2 separate regions of the Homo sapiens genome follow, and region 1 is linked to region 2. The links are chromatin contacts, found by Hi-C in ENCODE. All regions are on one chromosome and are shown on one strand. Each heading gives the region's core, a stretch centred on a gene start or an enhancer-like site at or near the end of the contact. The rest is flanking DNA. Distances are from core to core; before and after follow the strand shown.

Region 1 (3,406 bases), core at 152-2,651, 630 kb before region 2:
CTTTTGTATATGGTGAGAAAAGGGACCATTTTTATTCTGCACGTAGATACACAGTTTTGTCAACACTATCTATTGAAGAGACTGACCTTTTCCCACTGTGTTTTCTTGGCATCTTTGTCAAAAATCAAACGGCCATATATATGTGGATTTATTTCTGGGCTCTCTACTCTGTTCCATTGGTTTATGTGTCTGTTTTTATGCCAGTATCATGCTGTTTTGATTACTATACTATTTTGAAGGCAAGTAGTACAATGCCTCCAGCTTTGTTCTTTTTGCTGCCAAAGTGTTTTTCATTAAAAATTTTCCTCGCAAGTGGAAAACATGATATAGGAAGAGAAAACACTTCTACGGCCAGAATGTTAGACAATGTTACTTATTCTTGAAATTAATTCTTTTGAGCCATGTTCCTCAGAATGATGTGATCTTAACATGAACACAGGAATAGCCTCACGGTAAAGAAGTCTGCTATGAATGATTGTTTTAGAGCTCTTGAAACTTCCAGGTTCCTGGAGACAAGGGCTTATCATAAAATAGCTCATATCAAGGTTGAAAATATGAGAAATAATTAGTAGTAATATATTGTAATCTCGCAGTCTGTTTCTAACCTGTCAGATGCACAAGTAGAATGATCATTCAGAGTATCCTTTAGTTGAATGTTAATCTTCCCCTAAAAAAGAAAATAGAGTGACTATCTTTTCCCATCATACACACATGAGTATTGTATATAATCAAAGTGCTTTTCCACTCTCTGGAAAACACAGTACCCATGTAAAGTGTATCAACACTGGAAACAAAACAGTTGGACTTATAATATTGTGAGCTCTCTGAAACCAGAAGCATTCGGCAGGAGCTGGAGTTTCAAATGCTAAAACAGAAATATAAAATCTTCCTGAGACAGAAGGATAAACTTCCAGATTTCTTCAAATCTCAGCTTGAAATTTTTAATTGCTATGTTTAGATTTTCTGAAAACCATTCTGTGAATTATTATTGTTTGATAACTGAAGGTTGATGTCCTTGCTTAGGTACACAGCAGCCCACCTTTATTTTTTAACAAATCTCCTTTCTTTCTTCTAGTCCCAACTCCTCAAAACACTGACTACTACTTACTCAAACCAGGGGCTGATAAAACTAGTTAACTTTCCCCTCAATACCTAGCATGCTGTAAGCAACTGGATAAAACCTAATTACCTACCTCATAAGTGAAACTTTTAAATCTATTTGTGCACTTCCAGTGTATCAGGCAGTTCATCCACGGAAGGTTAAAGAAATACTGAGAAACACTAATAAAACTTAAGAAGAAAGCATTCTTTGCTTTCATTGAGCTGGGAGGAAACTAGAAGTCTTCTAGTCCCACCCCTCCATGCTAGTAATAAGGAAACTAAGTTGCACAACACCACCCAGCTTGTTAAAGGCAGAGCTGAAACAAGAACCTGACATCCAATCCGGAGTTCAGTTTTCACTAACATATGCACCTTGACTTCGCTTGAATTTCCTCCTTTTGATTGACAAAGAGTGAAAGTACTGGTGGCCTAATTTTATAAGAAACCACTGAAAATTCTTGAGAAAACTGGTTTACTGGTTCACAATTGACAGATTTAATTCAAGGGGGAGAAGAAAAGATGCTTTAAAGCACAGCAATTACTGGACTAACACACAGCTGGGCACATTCATGGGGACACACGAGTGCAGGAGATCACTGAGGGAGAAAGTACAGGAAAAAATTAATAAACAGCCTCTGCTTAACCATGGGAAAAGCCCATATTTACAGAGTGGGAGGAGGGTGAATAACATTAATTGCCACTCTGGGCTTCTTCCCCAAAGTACTCTAGGACTGGTTTTTCAAGAGTAAAGAAAGGGACTAGACAAGTTAAAACTGCCTGCGGCACATTTTCTTGTTATACAGATATAAACACACACGTGATTTGTGCCTTGGCCTCACACCCTGCTCACTGCAGACTAGTTCCTGGTCCCTGGTCTCCATTCAAAGAACACAGACCACGCAGGATGTCAGTGGAAGAGGAAACTTTGTACACTGTTGGTGGGAATGTAAATTAGTATAGCCATTATGGAAAACGGTTCCTCAAAGTTAAAAAGTACAAGTTTACCTAGGTAACAAACCTGCACATGTACCCCTGAACTTAAAATAAATGTTAAAAAAATAAATAAAAATAGGCCAGGTGAGGTTGCTCACACCTGTAATCCTAGCACTTTGGAAGGCCGAGGCAGGTGGATCACCTGAGGTCAGGAGTCTGAGACCAGCCTGGGCAACATGGCAAAAACCTCGTCTCTACTAAAGATATAAAAATTAGCTGGGCGTGGTGGCAGGTGCCTATAATCCCAGCTACTCAGGAGGCTGAGGTAGGAGAATCACTTGAACCTGGGGGGCAGAGGTTGCAGTGAGCCAAAATCCTGCCACTGCACTCCAGCCTGGGCAAAAGAGGGAAACTCCGTCTCAAAAAAAAAAAAAAAATTAAAAATTAAAAATATTTACCCATTTGCAAATTTTAAAAATCAAATATATATTTAAAAAGAGTTTAAACATTTTTTTCAGATTTTTTAAAAGTTTTATTCTGATTAATTCACACTGGATAGAAAACGAATAAACTTCCAAGAGAAGAGGCCCCCTTAAATTCATTTTTTCCATCAAGATGAATAAGTGTGCTTCTGTCCAATTGCCCTGAATAATATCTGATATTAATCTGAAATATTTTCTCAGCTGTGAATTTGGGTAGACATAATCCAATAAAATTATCATATGTACAGATAAAGTTATGATATTGGAAAATCAATGAACCTAGTCATTCTCCTGCCTTCCCTAAACAACTTACCTTAGTTAAAATCATTCTTTTTCCCCCCTTAAACTCAGTACATGTAAAATATTCAACACTTTTTTTTATGTTCTGCTGGACAATGATTACATTTACATAGGGAATAGTATGTAATAAGATGAGGAAACTAAGTCCAAGAAAATTTCAATAATATAAGATTATAGAACTTGTTCTATAGAATAAATTAAGTCAACTTATTAAATTATAAATTAAATGGAAGAGACAACCCACTGAGAAATTAACATGTAGGAACATGTTATAAATCCTAGAATATCAGAAATAAGTTTTCTCAAAAATCAAAAATTTTGTATCATGAATTTGGGAGTTTCTCCATCCTTATAAACATACCCTATGTCCCAATCCTCTCCCTCATTAGTATTTACAGAACAAGTTGTGTGCACCTTCCACATAACAGCCTCTCAAATATTTGAAAATGGTGACTGGATACTCTAGTTAATTCACTCTTGCAGGCCAATGCCTCATTCATTTAACTATTCCTCACGCAGATCTCCTTACCCTCCTGGTTTCTCCCCACTGAATTCCTGAGATGTCTATGTCTTTTTCTAAACTCATGCTC
Region 2 (2,974 bases), core at 119-2,618:
GGATCACTTGAGCCCAGGAGGTTGAGGCTGCAGTGAGCCATGATCACGCCACTGTACTGCAGCCTGAGAGACAGAGCAAGACCCTGTCTCCAGAAGAAACAAATAAACAGACAGACAAAAACATCAAATATACAAGAAAAGTCTTTCTTTGAATTCTTAGTCCACATTTGTATCAAATGGACTAAGTTTACCTTATATGAAAATGTTGCCAATTTAAATAATCTGCTACATTGGTGAGTCAAACTAGCCCCGCTAAAATGAATGTCATTGATAGCTGTATTCTTATATATTTTCTCCAATTCTTTTTTGTGCTTTTACTTTTTGTTATTTTTCTTTACTTGTTTTTGGCTTCCTATGAAACTCTTATAAGCAGTTCTCAGAATTGGTGTCTTAGACCATGCCAGGTAAAACTTTTCCATTATGGTAACATTTATGGTCGTTTATTTGGCACATTTGGCTTTTGCTCTCAATACTGTGAATTACAATTCTCAAAATTCTAACTCACATTTTCTAGGTTGTTTTATTTGAATTGTTTATAGGTTGTTGATTTTTCACACTTTGACCTTGTTATTTAGCTATCTTTCAATGCTGTCTGCTCTCTGCCTTCCTCATTGTGGACTTTAATTTCATTCTATTAGTTCTCTCCACTAAGGTAATAGCAATTCTCTTAAGGTTCTCAGAATTCTCATGTCAGATCTGCCTTTTTCCCACTTCTCAAAACTTTTAACCTTTGATTAAGTAAATAAATGTTCGGGTACTCATATGACTCTTATCAGCGTTTATATGAGTGCTGAGGTAGTTAGTTGACACCACCAGTTCATTCAGTTCACTACCTTTTCAATGTTCGTTAGTTCTTTCCTGTTCTCACTTCCCTTCTGGACATTTAACTACCAGTGTCTTTGAGCACAAACCACCTGTCATCACTGTCAAAATGTGTAGATTAACACATACAGTTTTCAGATAACTATAGCAATAATCTGTAAACCAAGCTTAGCTAAACCTGGGGCAACATAAATATTTTACAACTACAGGTTAAGCTAGGAGAGAATTTGGGTATCATCGGATTCATCATCTTTTCTCTATACAAAATCAAACTCAGACCACTCCCAGTAAAAACAAAACAAAACAAGTCATTTTATTTAAGTGAAAATTGGATGAAGGAAGTTGAAAACTGAGGAAAGTACCAGAAGTTCCTGGCTTAACTGAGTCACCTTGTATGAGTGAATCAGTGTACAAATGAGTGATTAGATCTAGCCCTTGACTGACAACTGTTCTGTGACAATCGTGCTGTAAACTTTAATCTTAACTTCAAGGCTTTTCTATGTCAGACCTTTACCGAACTGATAATACATCAAACTCAGCAGTTACACATCTTCTTTAATAGCAGCACTGTGAGAGGTTTTGCAAAGAAGGCAAACGTTATCCACATCAGTTAGTGTTGAAACATTTAGTGGGAAAACAGGTTCTAGTTATTTATTATCCAAACAGGGCAGTGAGAGATACTCTATGTTTTTGGCTATAAGTCAAAGTAAATCAAACTAGAGTAGACTAATCTAACAATGGAAAGGGCAAAAAGTGATTGAAAGGAATAGCTGGAGGAATTTGAGTACTGTACTTATTTTTATTTTTCTTTGTTTTTTAATTATTTTCAGTTGCTAAAATTCACATAGTGCAAATCTACCAAAGATCTCAAGGGGGCTATAGAATTCCTCAGCTACTCGGTTTCCTCCCCTAGAGGCAAACTCCATTACCAGCATCTTTTTACCCATCCAATGATATTTCAAGTGTATGTGTTTGAATGCACACTTGGTAGATTTTATTTCTATAACAAGAAAGTTATGTGTATTTATTTTGAATTTACTCATATTTGGTTTAATCATGTGCCTTATGCTCAAAAATTTGTGTTTTCTAAAAAATGGTTTAAAATATATATAATTTTGTATTGACAGGAATTCAGTTGGAATTTTCTGTTAAAATTTTGATATACTATATGGCAACATTATATAAATAATTTTCACTAGAAAAAATATATAGAGGAAAATAATCACCTGTAGTCTTGCCACTTAGAAATAAGCACAATAATTATTTTGGCTTATTGTTTATACAAACATACTGAAATATTTTCTGGAATAGGAATTATACCATACACAGTTGTCCCTCAGTATCTACGGGGCACTGGCTCCAGGATCCACCAAGAATACCAAAATACATGGAAGCTTAAGTGTCTGACGTAAAATGCAATGGTTACATTTACACATAACCTACACACATCCTACTGTATACTTTAAATCATCTCTAGATTATTTATGGTACCTAATACAATGTAAATGCCATCTAAATTGTTGTTATACTATATTGTTTAGGGAATAATGATAAGAAAGAGAGTCTGTTCAATACAGATGCATTTTAAAAAATATTCTTGATCCACAGAGGACTGATTCCATAGACATGGAACTCAAGGATTCAGAGGGTTGACTGTATGCCATTATGGAATATTTTCCCCTGATGACAACTATATATTTACACATTTTATTTTCAGCCACAAATAACAAATATGAAATTGAAAATTTAAAAAAACTTATTAAAATAAGGGACCATAAATTTGATGTTCATGCTCTCTCTCAATTCAGAGTCCTTGAATGTAAAATGGTGCCTATTACCAGTGTTATCAGTCATACCTAGGTTAGCAGTGGGCTGTTTCAATGTCAGGATGGTGGGGAGTATATTGAGCAATGGTTCTGTGTGACATCCTACAAAATCTCTCCCTCAGGGTCCAAAGTGGGTGAGGAAAGCCCTGGGATAGGGAAACACAAAAGAGAGGGAGTTAGGGAGGGAAAATTCTTAGCTGGCCGCTTTTTCAAAGGAGCAAGGGAGGGAAGGCACTCCAGGGCTCAGGCATTCAGCTTCCTGCTTGTGCCCCCCACCCCAAACCAAGTTGCTGTAGCGTCAGCCATCATACCAACCCTGTCAGAGA

The links. A loop is a pair of places that touch in the nucleus more often than their neighbours do. Pooled maps may share reads with other maps.
Region 1: a map with no recorded cell type shows a loop between it and region 2 (8-fold over the local background). The contact joins two enhancer-like sites. A Hi-C loop is called at or near these places in 4 of 37 single-sample maps with no recorded cell type and 4 of 50 pooled maps.

Annotation. Positions count from the first base shown.
Region 1 is chr4:104,965,415-104,968,820 of GRCh38, forward strand. No RefSeq gene overlaps it. Among named protein-coding and RNA genes, the nearest start is that of TET2, 180 kb to the right of the region's middle. Within about 2 kb of position 1,402, at least 11 of the 41 ENCODE cell types and tissues checked have a DNase peak (open chromatin) inside an H3K27ac peak, as active enhancers do.
Region 2 is chr4:105,593,448-105,596,421 of GRCh38, forward strand. The region is part of intron 2 of ARHGEF38 (Rho guanine nucleotide exchange factor 38); the gene reads left to right. Among named protein-coding and RNA genes, the nearest start is that of ARHGEF38-IT1, 33 kb to the left of the region's middle. Within about 2 kb of position 1,369, at least 3 of the 41 ENCODE cell types and tissues checked have a DNase peak (open chromatin) inside an H3K27ac peak, as active enhancers do.